Regions from separate parts of the Homo sapiens genome. Here region 1 is linked to region 2. The links are chromatin loops, found by intact Hi-C in ENCODE. Cell type or tissue: heart left ventricle. All regions are shown on one strand. Each heading gives the region's core, and the rest is flanking DNA. Links, peaks and the distances in the headings are about the cores only.

Region 1 (11,046 bases), core at 2,059-10,058, 810 kb after region 2:
TTTGCTTCGTTTCAGGGAGCAATTTTAAAAAACAAAGCAAATCAATTGGTGTTTTGCCATTTGATGAGTTTTATTAATCTGGAGTCCAGTATACAATTAGGCCAATATACCATCCATACACAATTAGGGCAAGTTCTCCAAGTTGGTCTGCATTATCTCTGGATGAATTTAGACTGTGCAGATGGCAACATGGATGCTTAAGTTGTGTTTAATTATGAAGTAGCACTTTACTGACCTTAAAGAACAACCAGTAGTGCTCTCGAATCCCGAAACTTTCCTTAAAGGTATTACTGATTCCCGTGAAAGCCTAATGGATTCCCTGAGTGCTTATTTTTATCACTTGGAAGTGGCTTACATCAGGACAGCTGGTTTCACCACTCTCATGGTGTTGCCTTCCCAAAAGATTGCTGTTAGGCTGACTTGGGTTGTGGCTGTATTAAGTCATGTCAGTGTTCAGCAGTCAAGCTAATCCAGCCTGCATCTGTTCCTTCATCTGCAGGTCAGGTGTCAGCCTGGCCAGCGACTCCATGTTCACTACACACAGCTCAGAGAGGTTGTTCTCAGTTCTGTCTCTGACCAGCCTTCTGTGTACCCAAATGGAAGCTTATGCTGGTTGAAGATTCTTTTACTTTTGTTTTAAAACAGTCTCACTTCATACATGGTAAAAACTGTTATGCTTCTCCAGTAATTCAAGAAATGCAAGTTCAAACAAGAAGATGCTATTTTGCCACTACTGAGGAAGCAAAGATTTCTGAAAACCTTAAACACCAATATTGGGATGGATATGCTGAAATGGTTGCTCATACACTGCTTTCTGGAGCAACTTGTTGATATTTAAAGGCTGATGAGTTCATGAAAACTTTTTGTCTCTAGACCCAATAATCCCAATCTAGGAGTCTATTCTAAGAAATTATTCACTGATTTGGGCCAGGTGTGGTGCCTCATGCCTGTAGTCCCAGCACTTTGGGAGGCCGAGGTAGGTGGATCACTTGAGGCCAGGAGTTAGAGACCAGCCTGGCCCACATGGTTAAACCCCATCTCTACTAAAAATACAAAAAGTAGCTGGGTGTAGTGGTGTGCACCTGTAATCCCAGCTACTCCAGTGGCTGAGGCATGACAGTCAAAAGTTGCAGTGAGCCAAGATTGCACCACTGCATTCCAGCCTGAGTGACAAAAGCAAGACTCTGTCTCAAAAAAAGAAAACAAAATTATTCACTAATTTGGACAAATATATTCAAGAACATTTACTTCAGCATGAAAGCAACACAAATGTCCTATAGTAAAAGAATGATTAAATAAACTGATTTAGTATATTTTTTTAAATATACTAATACAGTGGATTAGTATACAGACATTAAAATAACAGTTTCAAAACCTATTTAATAACAAGGATAATCGTTTATAAAAGATGAGTCAAAAAATGATACAATACATATGATCTCAATTTTGTTTAAAATACACATATATATGACTAGACCAGAGGGAAATAAACCCATATGTTAACAGCGATAGTGTGGATTACAGGGGATTTAAATTTTGTTCCTTTTACTTTCTTCATTGTCCAAATTTTCTGTGACAAATATAATGGAATGGGTAGGGAATGGATGGAGTAGCATTTACCTGATTTAAAGTAACAACAGGCTGGGCACGGTGGCTCACACCTGTAATCTCAACACTTTGGGAGGCTGAGGTGGGCAGATCACCTGAGATCAGGAGTTCAAGATCAGCCTGACTAACATGGTGAAGCCCTTTCTCTACTAAAAATACAAAATTAGCCAGGTGTGGTCATGTGTGCCTGTAATCCCAGCTACTCGAGAGGCTGAGGCAGGAGAATCGCTTGAACCCGGGAGGCGGAGGTTGTGGTGAGCCGAGTCATGCCACTGCACTCCAGCCTGGGCAACAGAATGAGACTCCCTCTCAAAAAATAAATAAGTAACTGAATAAATAAAAAATAAAGTAACAACAATCAGTAGCATCATTTGTGAATAGAAATTGGAGGCAACACATGACTTTTTCTGCACATTTGTAGTAATGTTATCTGCTACTTTAAACATCTCTTCTAATATGAATATAGAAATTTCTGTAGATTGATAATTTATCATAATATCTAGGTATTTTTCCCTTAGATAAATGTGATGTTTTATTGCTTACAAGTCTAGTTTGTTCCTTGTTATATCAAGGAGTTTTTAGAATTCACCAATAAAATGAGAAGGTAGGAGATCTTGTCTACCATTATATCTCCAATACCTAGAACAGTGGCTTAGCACAAAGGAATTGCTAAGTTAATATTTGTGGAAAGAATGAAAGAGTTTCATCAGTTTTAAGGTTGTGAAAATCCTATGCTATACTTGCTATGAAAAAGGATGTTATAAAAAATTCATTAAAACCAAAATTGCTAAAGACAGATCTAACAGACTTAGAACTAATGTTTGTGTGCCTTTGGCATATTAATTATGCATAAAAATAGACCCTGCTAATTCCAAACTAGTCTTAACCATTTATGAAAGGAGGCCAAAATGTCTCCTTGAAAAATAATATTTGCAGCTAAGAAAGTTACTGTCTCTTCTTGATTCTGCAGTACTGAAATTCAGACTTTTTATTTATTCAGATCACCTTTCTTACATATTATTTAGAATATGCGGCATTTTGCCACATTGAAGATTTTACCAAGAAGAACTGGGTAAACAGCAGAAGATGAATGCCTGGCACAGCGTTGTGCTCTACGCTGCGGTATCATCTGTTTCTTCATTAATTATTTATTGTGTCCCTTCTGTGCCAGAAACCATGTTATGTGCTGGGGATCCATGAAAAAGATACAGTTCTTAGTATCAGACCCAATCTGACACTAAAGACTAATGAACACATTTTCCTTATAAAACTTGTGAAGTTTCATGAAAGCAGAGAGAAAACACATAGTTCAGAGGGGCCTTCTGAGAGATGGCACTTCTGAATTGAGCCCTGAAGCCCAAGTAGAAGTGAACCAGGTGATAAGGGCCCTGCAGAGACTTCTGGGTGAAGGGCGGTGAGTGACTCAGGCCAAGGCACTGGCTGAGAACTTGTGTGGTGGGTGCTAGGTAACAGTAGATGGTTGCGTGTTACTGGTGCATAAAGTGCCTACCAGGAAAAGACAGCGACAGGTGACGCAGTTGCATCAGATCACAACAGGTCAAGGACTGTGGACTTTATCCTTTGAGCAGGGGTGGAGTATCTGTTCCCTTAGGCACTTTTGACAGGCTTCTCTGAAGCCTGAGATGGATGAAGCATTTGAAAGGAAAAAGGCTGGAGAGAGGGAGACCAGTTAGGAGCCTACATACAGTATTGTCACAGTCCAAGCCAATGATGAAATGTGCCTTGGGGTAGAAATGGGGAAGAGGAGGAGGTGAAATCAGCAGGACTTAGTGATCAACTAGGGGAGAAAATCATGAGTCCATTTTGGTCATGTTGTCTTGGAGCAGCCTGTGAGATGTTTAGATGGGGGAATTTTATCACAGATCCATGCTACTGGAAGGATCTAAATAATTTCAGGCATAAGCTGTTTGTTAGGCTGAATTACTGAGTCTTGCACATAATTTTTCACTCCCTGTTACATGCATGTTGGTTTTGTGTCCTTAGCTAAATTTCTTCTTACAGACAGGGCCTATGCCTGTTTGCAGGGCATAGTCCGGGCACATAGAAAGCTCTCAGTAGGTACATATTGGGTGATTAACTGAAAAGTATGTTTTTTAGTCCAATTATTAATTTAGCTGTTGACACTGTGAATTCACCATAGAACTTGATAATTTTCCAGTATTTTGTTTTAGTGGTAGTGCCACAGTATTGTGCGTGGAAAAATTCATTATGTTCGTCTTGGTTAAAACTAATAAGCAACAGTTATATTGTGACTCCACAGTGCCACTCTTAATATCCAGAGTCACACTGTAAAACTGATTTAAGGCCTTATGTTGCTTTTTCATTTAGTGTAACTAAGAAGACTCAGCTGATTACAAGGTTTGTCTGGTGGCTGTCATCACCACAGCAGAACCCTCGGTGAGGAAGATCAGTTGTTCCCAAGCCATGGCTTTCTGTTCAGACTGGCAAAGGGCGCCTTTGAGGGGGACACTAGCTCGTTGTATCTGGCGGAATGAATAACTTCCTGTGCCAGACAGTCCGCGGTCTTGAGGCTGAGGTTATTATTTGTTAGTTTCTCAGGCCTTCCTTTGCCGAGCAAGCTCCTGGGAGTGCACACTTGAATGCCCTGAGGATCAGAAATAGAAGGGGCAGAAATTAAAAGTTTAAGTCAAAACAGAGCCCTCTCTGGGCCATCTTGTGGCAGGAGGTTGAGGTGCTTTCTTTGGACCCATTAGCATACTGGGGCTGCGCGGCTGCCTGGAAACTCTAGAGTTGAACTCTCCCTTTTTCGGTTCCTCACCTGTGGGCTCCTTACTAGGAGCTGACAGTGACCTCACGCAGCTGCCCTAGTTTCCTTTCCTCCAGATGGCACGGGTAACACTCGAGGAAACCCTGAGAGTTCAGAGTCCAACTTATGGCTTCTCCATAGTTTCACTGTCCCTCTGGGCTAGAGTTGCCAAATAAAATAAAATACAGGACAACCAGTTAAATTTGAATTTCAGATAACAAATAACATTTTAGTATGAGTCTGTCTCGTGTGATATTTCGGTTCAGTCCGATGTATCAGTTGTTAATGTCCTGCCATATTTATCTCTCTGATGCACTTTTTCTTGAATTATTTGAAGTAAGTTGTAGATATCACACACTTTGTTCCTAAATCCTTCAGCATGCATCTCCTATGAATAAAAACATTTTTGATGTAGCCCATGCAATATTTGGGACATAATTATATTATAAAATTATTTGTTGTTTATCTGAAATACAAATTTAACTGGGTATCCCAGGTTTTATTTGCTAAATCTGGCAACTCTACCCTCAGGGTGCCATGGGGTGGCAGCTGCTGGATGGGTGAGTAAATCTGCACTCCTGGACTTGGTCAGATTTGATTTCATTTACTGGCTTTGTGACTTGGGACAGCCAGTGCCACCATTTCTTTGTCTGCAAAATGGGGATTTTTATTTTGTAGTGTCAGTGTAAAACTCAGAGATAAGGTACATTATAAAGCCCCTAGCATAGCACCTGACTTTAGCAGACTCACAGTAGATTGCAGCTGGCGTGGCAGTAATGGTAACTGAATAGTAACTGCCATTCTCTGAGCTGAAAGTGAGAAAATAAAAATAAAGACACACTGTTTTAGAAATGTTAGCAGCTGTATTTACAACTTCCCTCTGTTCTCTCATTCCCCATCTCTCTTCCTACTTAGTGCATTCGCATGAGCACACACACACACACACACACACACACACACACTCACTCACTCTCCAGCACGTGATCTACTCTGGGATTGACAGAGGGTTTCCTGACAAACATCCAACTTGTAAGGTGGAGGAAAAGAGACATATGAAAGCAGCAGGAAAAGCCACCACTCTTGAGGGCAAGATTTGAAGGGAGTAAAAGGGGCTATGAGGATTTGTCTGAGTGCTGGTGACTCAACTAAGAAGTGGCCAGGCAGAGAAGGGCTGTGGGGGTGGAGGGAGACAGAGGAGAAGCCCCAGCTGTAACATGGTCTGGGTTGGTTATGACTCTGGCATGCTGCCAAGGACAGTTTTTATTGTTCTTGTTTTTCATTTGCTTTGTTTCATTAAGAAGTCAAATGTACTAAATGTTTATTTCTATCCTGAAAGTTGGAGGAACAAGTTCAAGTCACACTGTTTACGCATGTCAGAACAGCCAGGTTTACCCTTCTTTCTGGTAACCCCTTCTTTCTGGAAACCCTTCCACTTGTCTTTGGATTTATGGTTGCCTAAAAGCTGGATGCCAGCCCAGCAAGATAAACCAGGGAGGTTAGCCATCTGTTCATTTATGTTTGCTGATTCTTTCAGGGTTCCTAATTCTGAGGTGATTTTCTTCACATGAACAAATAAATGAGATCTCAAGTCCTTTCTCACTGGAAACTTCACACACTATGATGCTTGTCAGGAAAAATTAGGCAGGAATACAGAGTGCTCACTCAACTGTCCTGACAGTAATAGGAAGAGAAGTGCGGTGGAGTCGAGAGTGGGGGCGGCTGCTCCTGGGCCTTTGCAGCAGAGCAGACCGCAGCTGAGGCAGCATCAGGCTCGCCTTTGTTTTGCTAGAACAGAGGAAAGCCAAGATGAAGTGAGTTCTCTTTGTGTCCATTCCTTCTCCTTGCCTTAGGGTCTATCCATAACATGCTACAGAATCTGAGTTTCTTAGATTTTCACTTAAAAAAAAAGATAAGGGAACATTTTTTTTTCTGCTTACAGAAGTAATTTATTTCTGGTGTAAAAATCCAAACAAAAGCAACAGTGAGTGGAAGACTCCTCCTAATCCGGACCTGAATTATAACTGATACAAATTCTCGACACTCAAAGTTCACATTTTGGTTTGTTTATTTGCAGTCTGTGCTTTTATATTATTTTTGTATTTCAGCCGTTTTTACAGTAAAAATACAAGGCTTTTCTCCATTAACAGATAGAGGACTGTTGGGAATACCAGGTGTTAGGTTTCTGTTAACCTCAGGCGCTGTATTTATCAGGCCTCTACTGCCACGGTGAGTAACAAGTAACTCCCCAGTCTCGTTGCTTATAACAATAATATGTGGGTGTGCAGCCAGCTCAGCTGGCTCAGTGGAACGAGGCTGGACTCCAGGCTTCTGGTCCGCTTTAGGACTAGTCTACACATCTCCGTTTTAGAACCTAGGCTGAAGGATCAGCAGCTACCTGTGGCCTGCTCTTCTCTTTTCCAAGGGTGGCAACTTCAAGGTGGCAGATAGAAACTTGCCATGCATCTTAAGGCCTTAGCTCCAAATTGATACATTGCCATTCCACCCACATCCTGTTGGTCAAATCTAGTCACTTGGCCTAGCCTGAAGTCAGTGAGGCAGGGAGAATACTTCACCCTTAGGGGAGTCATGGTGTATTAATTTGCTAGGGCTTCCCGAATGAATACAACAGACTGGGTGGCTTAAGCAACAGAAATTTGTCTCATAGTTCTGGATGCTAGAAGTCTGAGATCAAGGTATTGGCAGAGTTGGTTTCTTCTGAGGCCTGTCTTCTTGGCTTGTAGAGGGCTGTCAGTTCTGCGTGTTTTCACGTGGCCTTCCCTCTGTGCTTGTCTGTGTCCCAGTTTCCTCCTCCAGTTAGGACACCGGTCCTATTAGCAGGGCCTACCCTCATGACCTCATTTAACCTTCATCAGCTCTTTAAAGACCCCGACTCCAAATACAGGCACATTGTGAGGTATTGGGGGTTAGGACTTCAGCTTAGGAATTTAGAGTATGGGGGGCATTATTCATCCTGTAACACAGAACAGGGGTGGAAAGTGCAGGAGGGATTGTGTGCAGAGTGCAGTCTCCATTGTCAGCTAACCTCAGTGAGGCTAGGCCTCCTGGTTTTTGAAACGGGGATAGGCAGTTCCATTTTAGGGTTTTTGGGGATCCAATAAGAAAATACATTTAAAGCCCCTGGTGGTGGAGGCGGTAGGGATGGATGTGGTTTGACTTGAAAAAGGACCAAAACTGGCCTTCTTGGGCCCTTCCCCTTGTTATTCTCTCATCTGGGCAAACTGGGAGTGTATGGTGCTTTTCAGAATTGCTTAACTTCTACAGAAGATACACCATCCATGGAATCTTCAAAAATAACAAAGCCAGCAGGCCCTTTAGGCACTCAATCTGTGCCCTAGGTTTTGGAAACACTATGCTTCATGCTTCTGCCCAAGTGCTGTCTTTAGTACCCTTCCTTTACAATTATTAATTAATTAACTAGTTAATTTATTTTGAGACAGAGTCTTGCTCTGTAACCCAGGCTGGAGTGCAGTGGCACGATCTTGGCTCACTGCAACCTCCACCTCCCAGGTTCAAGCAAGTCTACTGCCTCAGCCTCCCGACTAGCCAGGATTACAGGCACGCACCACCACACCTGGCTGATTTTTGTATTTTTAGTAGAGACGGGGTTTCACCATGTTGACCAAGCACGAACTCTTGACCTCAAGTGATCTGCCCGCCTTGGCCTCCCAGAGTGTTGGGCCACTGGGCCCGGCCCCTTTACAAATATTTATCGAAGGCCTTCTCTGACTTATTAGAACTGTGGGCTCTATTGGTGTAAGATATGGCCCTGTTCTCAGGAGACTGCAGTTGAATGCCTGTGAAATGATTAAAATAGTGATCTAGGAGGTCAGAATAGGGGGCGTCCCTTCCTCTGCTTCTTGGGTTTAAAGCCAACTATTGCCTTACATTTTTGTAAATCTCCTTTTGGTTTTTTCCTAGAAAATTGTGTTAAGGAATGGTACTGAGGCATTTGACTCCTGGGAGAAGCCCCCTCTGCCTGTGTATACTCAGTTCTATTTCTTCAATGTCACCAATCCAGAGGAGATCCTCAGAGGGGAGACCCCTCGGGTGGAAGAAGTGGGGCCATACACCTACAGGTAAGTCTTGACCACCTCCTGTCTTGAAAGAAATACAGAGTGACCCCAATATGGCCTGAGTCCTTGCCTCTTCCCAGGAGCAAGGCTCCAGGGCTGTGTGGGAGCACACTTTCTGATTTCATTGTCTGAAACGCTGCTGATGTTTTGTATGTGTGTGTGAAACCTCAGCAGAGAATGGCTTTGTAGACTGGGCCAAGTCTCAGCGTGTTGTGTTTTGAAGTGCAGCGGTTTCCTCCTGAGTTGGCAGACTGTGATTATTAAACCATGAAGGGTTACTCCTTACCCTGACCCTTTTAAGGTTGCCCCTTGATATTCTTATTTTATTTTATTTTATTTTTTTAAGAGACAAGGTCTGGCTTTGTTGCCCAGGCTGGAGTGCAGTAGAGCAGTCATAGCTCACTGCCACCTCCAACTCCTGGGCTCAAGTGATCCTCCTGCCTCAACCTCCCTAGTAGCTGGGATTGCAAGTGTTCACCACCACACCCAGATAATTTTTTTTGTAGAGATGAGGTCTTGCTATATTGCCCAGGCTGGTCTTGAACTCCTGGGCTCAGGTGATTCTCCCGCCTCAGCCTCCCACAGTGTTGGGATTACAGGCGTGAGCACCACCATGCCTGGCTACTGCTTGATATTCTTAAGTGACTTTTAGGGCCTCCCTCCATTTCCATTCCCCACATAACTAGTTTTAAAGCAGTTCCAGAATTTACTTTTGTCTGAGACAGATCTTTCTGTTTCTTACCCGCTCCTTTTCTCCACCTATCCTGCGTATAAGCAATAAGCAAGTAGCAGAGGCTGTTAGAGTCTTTGCTGGTGACCACCAATTCCAAACACTGGGGAATCAGGATCCCTTTAATCATTTTTAAACGATTAGTAGAGGGAGACGCTTGAATCAGAGCATTTTCTCTGTTGCAATGTTCCCCTTTTCCCTATTACAATACCTCCTCCCTCTCCCATACAATAATCTTTCCAATAAAGTCTCTCCTTACCAGGTTAGAAAACAAATTAATAGAGGAAGCAGACAACAAGATCTTTCTTTTTCAAAACTGCTGAATGATAAAAATGCCTGACAATTCTGTTGTAATCGATTGCTCAATAAATTATTGCTGACTGATTCATGTGCTATGAATCAGTACTATTCTCAGTGGTGGGAATTCAGAGATAAAAATCCTAGTTCCTGCCTTGGGTGCTCATGCTCTGACTCTGGAGTCAGATGACCCATTTTGATTCCCGCCTCTGCAACTTACTAGTTCTCTGTGCTTCCATTTCCTTATCTATAAAATGGGGATAAAAATAGGACCTCCTCCACATGGTTTTTACAAAGATTGAGTCAATGAGTCATGTATAAAGTGCTTAGACTAGTGCCTAGCACATAATTAGTGATACTTAAGTGTTTGCTCTTACTATTAGTTGGATTAGGCTATTTTTGCATTGCTATGAAGAAATACCTGAGACTGGGTAATTTATAAAGAAAAGAGGTTTAATTGGCTCATGGTTCTGCAGGCTGTACACACATGGCACACTGGCTCTGCTCGGCTTCTGGGGAAGCCTCAAGGAGCTTTTACTCATGGCAGAAGGCAAAGCAGGAGCAGGCACGTTACATGGTGAAAGCAGGAGCAAGGGGTGAGGAGGTGCCACACTTTTACAACAACAAGATCTCGTGAGAAGTCACCCACTGTTGTGAGGACAGCACCAAACCTTGAGGGATCCTCCCCTATGACCCAAACAGCTCCCACCTGGCCCTACCTCCAACACTGAAGATTACAGTTCAACATGAGATTTGGAGGGGACATCCAAACTATATCATTCCACCCCTGGCCTCCAAATTTCATGTCCTTCTCACATGTTAAAATATAATCATCCCTTCTCAATAGTCCCCCAAAGTCTTAACTCATTCCAGCATTAACTCAAAAGTCCTAAGTCCCAGGTCTCATCTAGAAATGAATTCCTTCTACCTATAAGCCTGTAAAATCAAACAAGTTATTTCCTTTCAAGATACAATGGGTGTATCAGCATTGGGCAAACATTCCCATTTGAGAAGGGAGAAATTGGCCATAAGAAAGGGGCTACAGGCCCCAAGCAAGTCTGAAACCCAACAGGGCAGTTATTAAATCATAAAGCTCCAAAATCATCTTCTTTGACTCCGTGTCTCACATCCAGAGCACACTGGTGCAAGGGGTGGGCTCCCAAGGCCTTAGGCAGCTCCGCCTCAGTAGCTTTTTTATGCTGAGATTGCAAGCTGATGGTGGCTCTACCATTCTGGTGTCTCAAGGACGGTGGCCTTCTTCCCACAGCTCCACTAGGCAGTGCCTCAGTGGGGACTCTTTGTGGAGCCTTCAGCTCCGCATTTCCCCTCCTCACTGCCCTAGTAGAGTTTCTCTTGAGGGCTCTGCCCTTGGAGCAGGCTTCTGCTGGGGCACTTAGGCTTTCTCATACATCATCTGAAATCTAGGTGGAGGATGCCAAGCTTCCTTCACTCTTGCACTCTGTGTTCCTGCAGGCTTAACATCACATGGAAGCTGCCAAAGCTTATGGCTTGCACCCTCCAGAGGAGTG
Region 2 (11,046 bases), core at 1,922-9,921:
ATTGGTTCAATTAGAGTAGACAAAATCTCTAGAGGCTTTAAAAAAAAAAAAAAGGTAGGATGTACCTCAGCAATAATAAAGTTCCAAATCATGACAGGCAAAATTCCAATAAGAAGAATGAATGAGCAATAAGATTCTTCTATATTTTCTAATCTTGAAATATAGACATATATTGCATAATAATAATAATATTTAATGAGATAGTTATAGAGGATGGTGGTTAGAAACATGGATTCAAGCCTAAAACCATAATACAGCCGCACAACTTACTAGCTGCACAGCCTTAAGCAAGTCACTAAACCTCTCTGTGTCTCAATTTCCTCACAGGTAAATCAGAGACAAAAATAGTAGTTCTATCAGAGAGCTATTGTGACAAATAAATGAGCCAATACATGCAATACATGTAAAGGGCTGGCACATAAAAGTCAGATATAACTATTTCATAATTATATAATAAACAACCACCACTATAGAATCAAGCCTGACTTTTTAGAAAAACCTAAGGAAAAAAAAAGGAACTTTACATTCACCCAGTTCTCTGCTGGTTATCTGTTCTGCTATGGAGCTCATGTCCAGTAGGGAAGTAGAGCAAGCCACTCCAGTGAGGTCCACCCATGCCCTTTGCCCTTTGAGTCTGGGGCTGATCCTTCTGTCTCCTGACACTGAGGCAGATTTGGGGATTAGGGCTCTTCCCCAGCAGCCTCTTATCCCAAAGGGTAAGAGAAGCAGCTCACAGCAATTGCTCCCCTGCCTCCCCTGTGTCTGATTTTTAGCTTTTAGCACCTCCTCCTCTCAATAGTAGTCCAAATATGGTTCTGTTTTCTATTAGTTTCCCTTCTTGCCTCTGGTTTTGATTCTGATCCTCCAAAGATAATGAGAAGCATAACAACACTCATTTTGCAGTGAGGAATGCTTTCCCCACTGGATTCAAGATATCTTTTGTTCTCTAATATCTCAGGCTTCCTTCTACCTGTTCTTATTAGAGAGTCCTGGCCAATCATTCAGTCTCCCTTCTTTTCACTCTATGTATTCCCTCTAGAAAATCATACTCATTCCTGTGTTCCACTCACCATCTATCTGATGACAAGTCATAAATCTCTACCTCCAACCCAGATCTTTCCTCTGAGCTTCAGACCCATCCACAATTGGTTATCCTATATTTTCAACTGCTTCTCCAACTAAATATGTCCAAAACTGAACTATTCATCCTGCCTTCAAACCCTCACTTTCCCTGTATTCCTTAGCATGGTGGGCCACCACCCACACCACTGGCCAAGTCAGAAACCTGGGATTCAACCTGGAGCCTCCTTCTCTTATGTCATACACATAATAAATATGAAATCCCATCTACTTTACCTTCCATACCATTATTAACCAATAAAAAGAAATGTATTCCTGGACAACAATTTACCAAAACCACTATTCCCTATGTCAAAGATTTAATTATGCTGATGAAATAATTTCTTCTTGATGAGACTCAAGCCAGCCAAGTGGTTTTGTACTCCTCATCATCATCCTGTAGATGAGATGAATTATCTGCCTCTTCCTCCAAATCCTTTCCACTTCTCCATCTAAAGTGAGAAAGATAGGAAGCTTAATCCCAACTTAGCCTTTTGCTAGCCCCATTCCTACTAACACTTATTTATATTTTTTTTGCCAATTAAAACTTCCCTGAATTGTGGCCATATCAATCAGAGGAAAGACAGGAGGACAAATCCAATCTAGCCCTTACGTTTTCACATCATTTTCTTTTAAGGCATGGAGATATTCCTTGTTACACAGCACTCATTTTTTTTTCCATATACCTCCAGCCATAAAACATACACACACACAAAAATGACAGAGGCTAACCCTAAAACCGATGGAAAAAGATACTTAGACAATGTGATCCATCCATCCAACCTACCCACTGATCATTCTTGCAAAATGGCCAATGCCATCATTCAGGGACTGACTTTCCACTTCATATACGACCAAATACTTACCATGTTTTTCCCTTATCTTGCTGTCTGTTAGCCAATTTTCCTTATCCCTTGACTACCTCCACCAGAAAGTGTGATTAAAAACTTAAAATTTAAAGGCCAAACAGTCCATCTCACTACTGTTTTATAACTCTGATAAAGATTTGGTGAGGTTGAAATTCCGTCTCAGGGGATTTCAATTATCTCTGCCTTTGAGGGCTAACTATCATTACAGCTAGTGATACGCCATGGACAGCTCACCTCCCATCTCCCCAGTGTGGGGCAAACTAATTATTCTATTTCCAATTGAACAACAAAACTTGCTTTCCCTTCTTCCCCAGGCCCCTTTCTTTCTCCACTGAAGAGTACAAACAGCCAAAACAAGGAAGCCCTTAAATAACAAAGAGTGAAATGTGCTTTTAAACATAACAGGAAACCTTACCAGATCTCTCTTCCTGCCTCCTTCTAGCTAGCCTGGTCTGAGGCAGATAATAATACAGGAATGTTGACATGTCCAAAGCCTACATAAACAAACTGGGACATTCTTGAAGTCTTGCATCTATGGCAGAAAAGCTTGCCTAATCCCCAAAGTAGGTAAAAATCAACATGGGCATAGAGAAATACCACATCCCTTTCCATATGGTTATATATTGATGCAGAAATGAATATCCCACTTCCAGTTTCTTGAGGGAGGCAGAGCCTGTCCAGATAACAATTTGTGAACAAGTAATTTGGCTTTACAGTCAACAGTGTCAACAATACCTTCTGAGGCACAGGGTAACAGAGAGTTTTAAGTGCCATTTAAAGAGGTTATGCAATAGCTGTCAAGAAATTTCAGAGGAAAAAAAATATTTGGTATCTAGGTTAAGTTAATATCACACTTCCTCTCTTCTAAATCTCCTTGGAAACTATTATTTGACCCAAATGAGTCAGATAATTTCTTAAGGAGGGCTCCAGCTGCAAATATGAGGATATGCATTGTGCTAACTGTTTGCTGCTGAGTGCTGATTGGGGAGTGAAAAGCCACCAGCAGCCCGAGGGAAAGTCCCAGTTTAGGGGAGAGGCAAAAATTGAGTGGCAGCACTGTGGCAACCCCAGTGAGCTGGAAGAGCACAGGGAATCTCAGCAAGAGGCTATGTGGAGGATGGTTCTCATTCCTTGGGGGAGGGATCCTGAAAAAGTACAGTTGCTGTCTTCCAATCAAGGAATGGACAAGCAAGATTTTTCCTAACGCCAGTGAGAAAATCTATACCAGTCTGAGAGATGGAGAACAGGCCTTGCTCTGGGTATATTCTGTGAGTATGCAATGATTGAAACCCCCGGCTCTCTTCCCAGCTCCCACAATGCACTTGTGCCCCTTTCCTTATGACCAGGCCTTTCTCTTCATTTACTGCTCTTGGCATTACAAACAGCCTTCAGGCAGGGGCCTCTCCATCATTCCCTGTCATTGAGGTCATATATTAAGAGCAACTGCTCAGCTGCAGTGTCAGAGCTGAACTTGTTCCCTGCCCCAGCACAATGTACAGATAGTCCATTTTGGTATGCAAAATAAAATCTTTCTCACTCTATCTACCAATTGTTCCTGTTATCACGGGACAATGTCTACTGAAGAGCATTTAAAGTGCTTTGTAGATAAAATAAAGAGCTTGGTGCTCAGCTAAAGAATGAATTAAACATTTATCTGTCATTACTGTGGTGCTCATACTTATATCAGGCATAGATAAAATATATCTAGGCATTTCTAGATAAAAATAGTCGAGTTCCTCTTTACAAAACACATGTGTATAATATACAGTTTTGAGGAATATGGGGAAAAAATCCTGATACAAGCAAAGTGTCTGAGCTGTAAGCAAACACACCCTAACTTACTGATTTGTTGTTCATGTCTACATGTTGGTCACACTAAGCAGGTAGACACTTATGCCCATAATGTTGTAACTGCTCAAAGATGTTTCTGGAAGCCCCATTCTACAATCACCTTTGGACCTGGGGCAGTTTTATTTTAACTTTCTCAAACTTCTTTTGAGAATGAATGTACTATGTAAAATAGTCATAAGACATCTGAGGTTGAGACTGATGAACAGAATTGGTGCTCTTGAGAAGGAATGTGAACAAAATCCTGAGACTAAGACTAACATGGGTTGTATGCCACGAAATTTTAAGAATTGAAAACTTCCCTCAAATAAGGGCAAAAGATAACTCATGGTAAAGACCCAAACTTACATGGTTTATAAATGGGGTACATTATAAAAACTCAGTGTACTATTTTATCATTATATAGCAAGCCATGGTGAAGGCATTTGATTACCTGGGGCAGATTTGGTGGAGCTTCTAGAGACCTCCCCTCTAGTGTCCTGGCTTCCCAAGCAGTATGAAGTGATTGATGGCTGGGGTTTCTGCTAAAACTGTTCTGTAGGGTGGCTGGGTGTTTCTCTAGATTGCTTTTCCTGGTAGGAAAGCCCCAAACCTGGTTTCATGGCCTTTGTGGAAAGATGTTGTAAGCTAATTTAGTCCCTCTAATAAAGCCCCTTTCTGATCCTACTAGCTGGGATCAATTTTGATGTCTGATTCTGACCTCAAGGAAGAATATTCTCAGAAAAATTCTCAGAGGACAAGAATATCACACCTTTTAGGCAATAGAGGACCAAGCCCCACAACTAAAAAATCCCCAAAACATTTGGCCTTTAAATTTACCTGGGATGGATCCTGCTATCTCCTCATCCATTCATGTCCCCCCAAAATCCCAAGATGTACCTGTCATCTTTATTTATCTGGTCTCCAAATCCCACGGTGTCAACAATGGTTAACTTCAGCCGTACATTGCTTTCCTGAAGCTCATAACTTCTGGCTTTTAACCGAACACCTGGTTCATTGTGAGTAGCTGGGTCACTTTCAAATTTGGTGTTGAACAAAGTGTCCATTAACGTGGATTTGCCAATGCCTGTCTCACCTACATAACCACAAAAGAAAAATCAGAGAATGTGTCAATGTCTCTCAGACATCAGTTCAATTCATCAGTATTTTTTATTAGTCATGATTATAAAGTTTAAAAAAGAAAAACTGTCACCAGAAATGTCACTGTGAAGAGATAATTCTTTCTATGTGTAATCTATGGAATACCTTCCTAAAAATGCCTCAATGAATTTCAGAAACTATTTAGCAGAGAGATTTCAAATTTACAGATCAAGAGATTCTTCTTTACCTCTGAATAGAAAAATTGTACTTGTAAGATTGCCTGTGCTCAGTTTGTATATTACAAGAACAAGAACATGAACTTTGTCTCTTTCTCTCCTAAATGTTAGAGTATAAATCTATATTACTTAAGGGATAAAAGACTATACTGTTGAATTTCTGTTACTTGAAACAAGTGATTCCATTTACACTGAATTACCTAAAAGATCAGTTAATTCAACATCAATATGATACCATGTCGTAGAAAAGAATTACATTATTCAAAATAACACTCTTGATGACAATAATCACTAACATCACTGAGTGCTCACTTTGTGCCAACCCCGGTGGCAAGAGCTTCTAGTGCATTATCTCTTTTATGTATGTATGTATATATGTATTTATTTATTCAATTTTGAGACAGAGTCTCGCTCTGTCCCCCAGGCTGGAGTACAGTGGCGCGATCTCGGCTCACTGCAACCTTCATCTCCTGGATTCAAGTGATCCTCCCAGATCAGCCTCCTGAGAAGCTAGGATTACAGGCACATGTCACCACACCTGGCTAATTTTTGTATTTTTAGTAGAGACGGGGTTTCACCATGTTGGCTGAGCTGGTCTTGAACTCCTGACCTCAAATAGTCCACCTGCCTCAGCCTCCTAAAGTGCTGGGATTACAGGCATGAGCCACCACGCCCGGCTACATTATCTCATTTAAACCCTAGTACTACTCCCATGAAATAGGTACTACTGTTTCCTCCATGTTCAAGATGGAACACTAGGCTTAGATAAGATTTATGAGTAACTTGCCTGAAGTCATTGCTAAGTGGTGGAACCAGGGTTCTAACTCAAGTCTGTATGGTTCCAACACCTGCACTCAACCAAGACAGCAGCCTGATTTTACTATTACACAGAAAACTGACTGCCTAACATTTTCCAGTTATGGTTATATTAATCTCTCCATATTGTTTTTATTTTTCTTTATCCAGCTGGAGTCAAGAAGCCAAACATTTGTGGCTTCTTAGATAGTTTTCCCAGCTTCAGTGTGAAGTTTGTGACAATGAAAGTAAATGATGTCAAATGACCTTATTTACACTGATAATTCAACTCAGTAAGTGTTTACTGAGATCTCCCATGTGCAAAGCAGAGTAGCAGGTATCTGTAACCACTGTACCAATCACATGATGACACCCAAATGTGGGGCTATGAAGAACTGCAGCCCAACCCTCAAAATAACACCAAGCAAATTCTCTCTTAATTCTAATTCTTATTGTTGAGTCAAAGACAGTTGGCAATGAGAAAAAAACAGCCTTATGTTCGTGGTGGTGGTGGCTGAGCATATGATGATGGAGAGAAGCAGGTAGAAATCTAGAAACATTAGCCCTAGGGATACCTTTTTTCTTTCTTAATCTGGAAAATTTTTCAATTAGATTTCCAGCTCAATTTAAACTTGCCAATATAGAACAGCCCTTTCAACTACTTCTAATCCCAATATGTTCCTAGGAGCATCCCCTCTTCTAAGGACTGCTATAATGACTTTAAGGATGGTAGTGTTCTATGGAAAAAAGAAAAGCTCTGGGCAACCCTCCCACTATAATGACAAAATCTACTTACTAGTTATAAATTCTGTATTGTATACTCATTGCTTTCTAACATAATACAAAAGTGAAGGAGGATGAAGTCTTTCTGGATTTGAGCTTTCTCTGATTAGAAAAGCCTTATATGGCTTGCCTGTAACTATGATGATTCACTTATAGGATAAAAGTTGGTCAAGTATATTCATCTTACTCTTTAACCTTTCCTGTGTGTCCCTGAACATCTAAGATCACAGAATTTCCTCTTTAGTCAACCATCATTCAGCCAGTATTTTTCCAGTGCCTACTATATACAAGTTCTGTGCCAAGTTCTGAGAATTCAAGAAACTAGCCTGATAGGGTGTTCTCCCACATCTTAGAATCTGGTCTAGAACATGACTGAATAATACCAGTCAGACTCTAATTTATAATTATGGGAACACCATTCTAAGTGTTTGTCATAACCGCTTTCCTCTTATAAGCAAGACCATCCTTTACATCCATGGCCCTGCTAGTTGGCCACAGACAACCAGACCATGGCTAGGTCCCTGACCTCAAGGCAACAACAGAAGCCCAATCATTTCACTATGAGCTGGGGCTCCACATTGGAGAGTGGTCTATCTAATCACAGTTTTTCTCTTTGGGTATTTGAATGAGATACATGCAATCCCCACACAGCGTGATGGCATGAAAAAGAAACAATATACAAAGAGAGGTAAGTAAGCAGAAACCATGAGGCAGCAAAGGCTGTGTAAGTAAACAGAAGCCATGCTGCAGACAGAATGTAGGCTGGGAATACAGGAAAGAGCAGATAGATGGGGTAGAGCATCGGAAATCCATCATGAAATTAATGCTTGGGCGCTCACTGTGTGACAAGCATAGGTGCAGGGATGAAGTAATGAATAAAAACAGACACTGACACTGTTTGCACGTTTGTAACATCCTGAATGTCATTCCAGATCTCTATGGGGTCTGGCTGTGCAGCAGTTGAGACGGTTTCCTGTCTTCCTTACTTTCCTGAATAGTCTTACAAAAAAAAAAACCCTCCATAAAAGCAATATAAAACCAGTCTCTGCTCCCTAACCTGAAAGAGTTTAACAAGTTCACACTCACCATTCATGGCTTAACAAATTAACTTTGAGCAAAACAAAGTTACTGTGTAGTGGATACAGAAATAAAACAGAGTTCTCACTGCTAGTCAATACCGAAGGTACTTGAGTCATTTTAAGTACATGCTACAAGTGTAACATTCTCAAGCAGAGCCAACTTCTTTTCAGGATTTACCTATTTTTAGAACACAAAAGGCACAGAAGCAGATCTGCCCTATAAAAGTTTCTCCTTCATGGGAAAGGCTCTGTCAGTAGAAAGTGACCTACTTAACTTTCATCTTCTTCCCTAAGAATAGCAATAAAGACTTCAATTACATGGCAAGCATTCCAGGTTACCTGGACAAGACTGAAATTATCATCTTATTTTACTAGGTTGAAAATTGCTTAAGCACCCATGTGAATCAGGAACACCATACTTTTTAAAGGCATGGTAATTTTAATTATCATTTACATTAAGGTGGAAATTACAAACAATTAGCATACCAGGCCCTACTTACAGCACAGGGTTAATCAATGGGTTGAAAAAAACCACTGTTCCTCTAAACTTTGGTGTGCTTTGCTTTCCATTTCTATGGTCTGTGCTTTTAAGAGCTGTAATTAGACACGGCAACTCCAGCAGCAGTGTGATTCACCAAAAGCAGTTCAGCAGGAAATGACAGCTTTTGGAATAAAAGGAACTCTAGAAGAACTAGGGAAGTTTTTCAATGCATTAGCTTTTTTTCTTTAACAGACAGGGTCTCACTGTGTTCCCCATGCTAGTCTCAGACTCCTGGGCTCAAGCAATTCTCCTGCCTTGGCCTCCTGAAGCACTGGGATTAGTTTTTGAGGCTTCTCTCTAATCTTTGTAAGCGGAATCTCATCTATATTTTTGAGGACCCATAAGACAAAAATTTCTTTCTAACTGAATAACTAAAAGCCTACTAGGCATAGGTTCCAATTCAAACCAAACAACCATAACAATATTTTCAGAAAAGTCAATGACTAAAGTATTTCAAAACTCCCTAGCAGAATGCCTGGCACAAAGGAGACATTTATTAAAAGTTAATTGCAGGCCAGGCACGGTGGCTCACGCCTGTAATCTCAACACTCTGGGAGGCTGAGGCAGGCGGATCACCTGAGGTCAGGAGTTCGAGACCATCCTGGCCAACATGGTGAAACCCCGTCTCTACTAAAAATACAAAAATTAGCCAGGTGTGGTGGTGGGCACCTGTAATCCCAGCTACTTGGAAGGCTGAGGCAGAAGAATCCGTTGAACCTGGGAGGCGGAGGTTGCAGTCAGTGGAGATTGAACCACTGCACTCCAGCCTGGGCGACAGAGTGAGAGACTCCATCTTTAAAAAAAAAAAAAAGTTAATTGAAAACAAAAATGATCATGGTGATGATTTATACAGAGATATGCCACTGTGATAGATTTTTTTCAGAGTTTGTTGTTTATTTTATCATAAATTCATCTGCCTAAACACTCTATTGCTACAGTAATTAGAGACCTTATTAAAGTGCTATCTGGGACTTCTGTTTTTCCTATTCCTGCCAATGCTAGTAAACATGATGCCCACATCACAGGGGAAAGCAGTCCTACCTTTTCCATTCTATCCTCAGGCTTATTTAACCTACGAGCTCTAAGGTGAACAAGGCGGGGGAAAAACAGAGGGATTGTATTATTAATTAGAAGGTAACGGTAGATTGAACAAATTGTTGATCTGTGATTCAGCATCTTTCACTCTAATTGCCAAGACTGGCTACTTGAGTAAGTAACTGTGCATGGGGATCTGCCTGCCTTCCCTAATTATTCTAGATTTTACTCTTGGATGGAATCAGAGAGTCAGAAAGCTACATACCTAAGTTGCGTTGTTCTTGTTCCTCATAGAATCACCTTTGATGAAACATACTCCGGCATAAGATGAGCCAGCGTGTGGCACCTGGCATTTCATTAAACAATTGCACTGACTTAGAGGATGCCCAGGAACCCAGACCACTACATACACCAAATCTCTTTTCTGAAAATCCATGGAGAAATTTTTCCAGGTAAAGCTGTGTTTCATCTGGAGCAATCATTTTGTTTTTACTTTATAGATACTATAAATCTGTCGTATGTTAAACTTTTTGCTTGTGTTTAGCATATAACACATGCTCACTAAATATCTGCTAATGAATGAGTGAATTAATAAATTTTCTCCATGCTCTGACCACTAAGCTGAGAGAAAAATGTAATACTTCATCAATTAATTGCTATAGGCAGGCCTGATGGCACACTTTGAGTACTGACTCTATCCCTGGCTTCACCTTTATTTTCTGGGGTTAATTTTATCTTCATTCGTTTTACCCTATAAGCCATTTACATCCTTTCCTGGAAAAACAAGACGGGATAAAAATGTTTAAGATTTGATTATAAATTTCCACAATTTATGTTGACACTATAGCCTTGGCTAAGATGGCCTTACACTTACCTGTTTTCAATTCCTGTTCTCTCATCCCCTCAAAACAATTAAGGTTGAATTGTGGACAAATTTTCTATTTCAAAATGTATTACTAATTTACTTTGACTCTACTATCAAACTGGTTCTTCTTCAAAAGCAGAGATGTTACAGTATCTTATTTTCACCTTTGTATGTTTACAAGACAGCTGGATCAATGTGGATGAGGTTTTTTCGTAGAGTTAGTATCATTTTGGAAAATGGATGAGAAAGACATACAAATTTAAAATTATGAAAAAAGGCTAAATGCTAATTTAGATCTAATTTAGATTCTCTGGAGAATTACAGCATGGGTAAAATATGAAAGGCTTTATTTAAACTAAAATGTGGCTTCAGGAGTGATTTAGGTGTGTTGTAGCAAAACAGAGAGAAGGGGAATGATGAACTCCTGGGTGTTCTGTTATCTCATTTAACATCAGAATTCTCTTCCCAGTGAAATGAAAACTATTCTTCCTCTATTACATGCCTTCCCAGGACCAACAGAGATGGGTTCTAGCAGCATACATTTAATTCATTATCTCTGAAACTAGACTTAGTTCATGCCAGGACCATTTTCTGCCCTGTTTTATTTCCTCTGCTTTCTTTCAACCTACAGGTTCACGCCACAAAACAAAATTACAATTCTGAGACATTTTTGGTAAAAATTTTCCTTACCGGGATCATAATTTTATTTTTTTTATCCTTAATTCCCTCCCATATTTACCACAAAAATGTAAATTCACGCTATAAATATCACACATGTGCATACTGTGCAAAAAAA

Evidence for each region. Hi-C counts contacts between places; a loop is a spot of excess contacts. Peaks named below come from ENCODE experiments on the same cell type or tissue, not always from the same donor. Only the 100,000 strongest peaks of a DNase experiment are listed, where the experiment ranks them.
Region 1: a loop joins it to region 2, with 4 times the contacts of the local background. A loop is called at or near these places in 1 of 110 quality-filtered maps.

What each region holds. Positions count from the first base shown.
Region 1 is chr4:76,193,154-76,204,199 of GRCh38, reverse strand. SCARB2 (scavenger receptor class B member 2) reads left to right here. Exons shown (of 12, transcript NM_005506.4): 2 at 8,336-8,493. Among named protein-coding and RNA genes, the nearest start is that of SCARB2, 15 kb to the left of the region's middle. RefSeq lists enhancers at 4,090-4,149, 4,170-4,359 and a silencer at 8,623-8,682. In heart left ventricle, for the core only: no CTCF peak of the experiment used is centred there; DNase peaks (open chromatin) are centred at 5,579 and 6,129; H3K4me3 peaks cover 531 bases; H3K27ac peaks cover 3,600 bases.
Region 2 is chr4:76,999,466-77,010,511 of GRCh38, reverse strand. SEPTIN11 (septin 11) reads right to left here. Exons shown (of 10, transcript NM_018243.4): 3 at 4,716-4,911. Among named protein-coding and RNA genes, the nearest start is that of SEPTIN11, 55 kb to the right of the region's middle. In heart left ventricle, for the core only: no CTCF peak of the experiment used is centred there; no DNase peak of the experiment used is centred there; H3K27ac peaks cover 346 bases.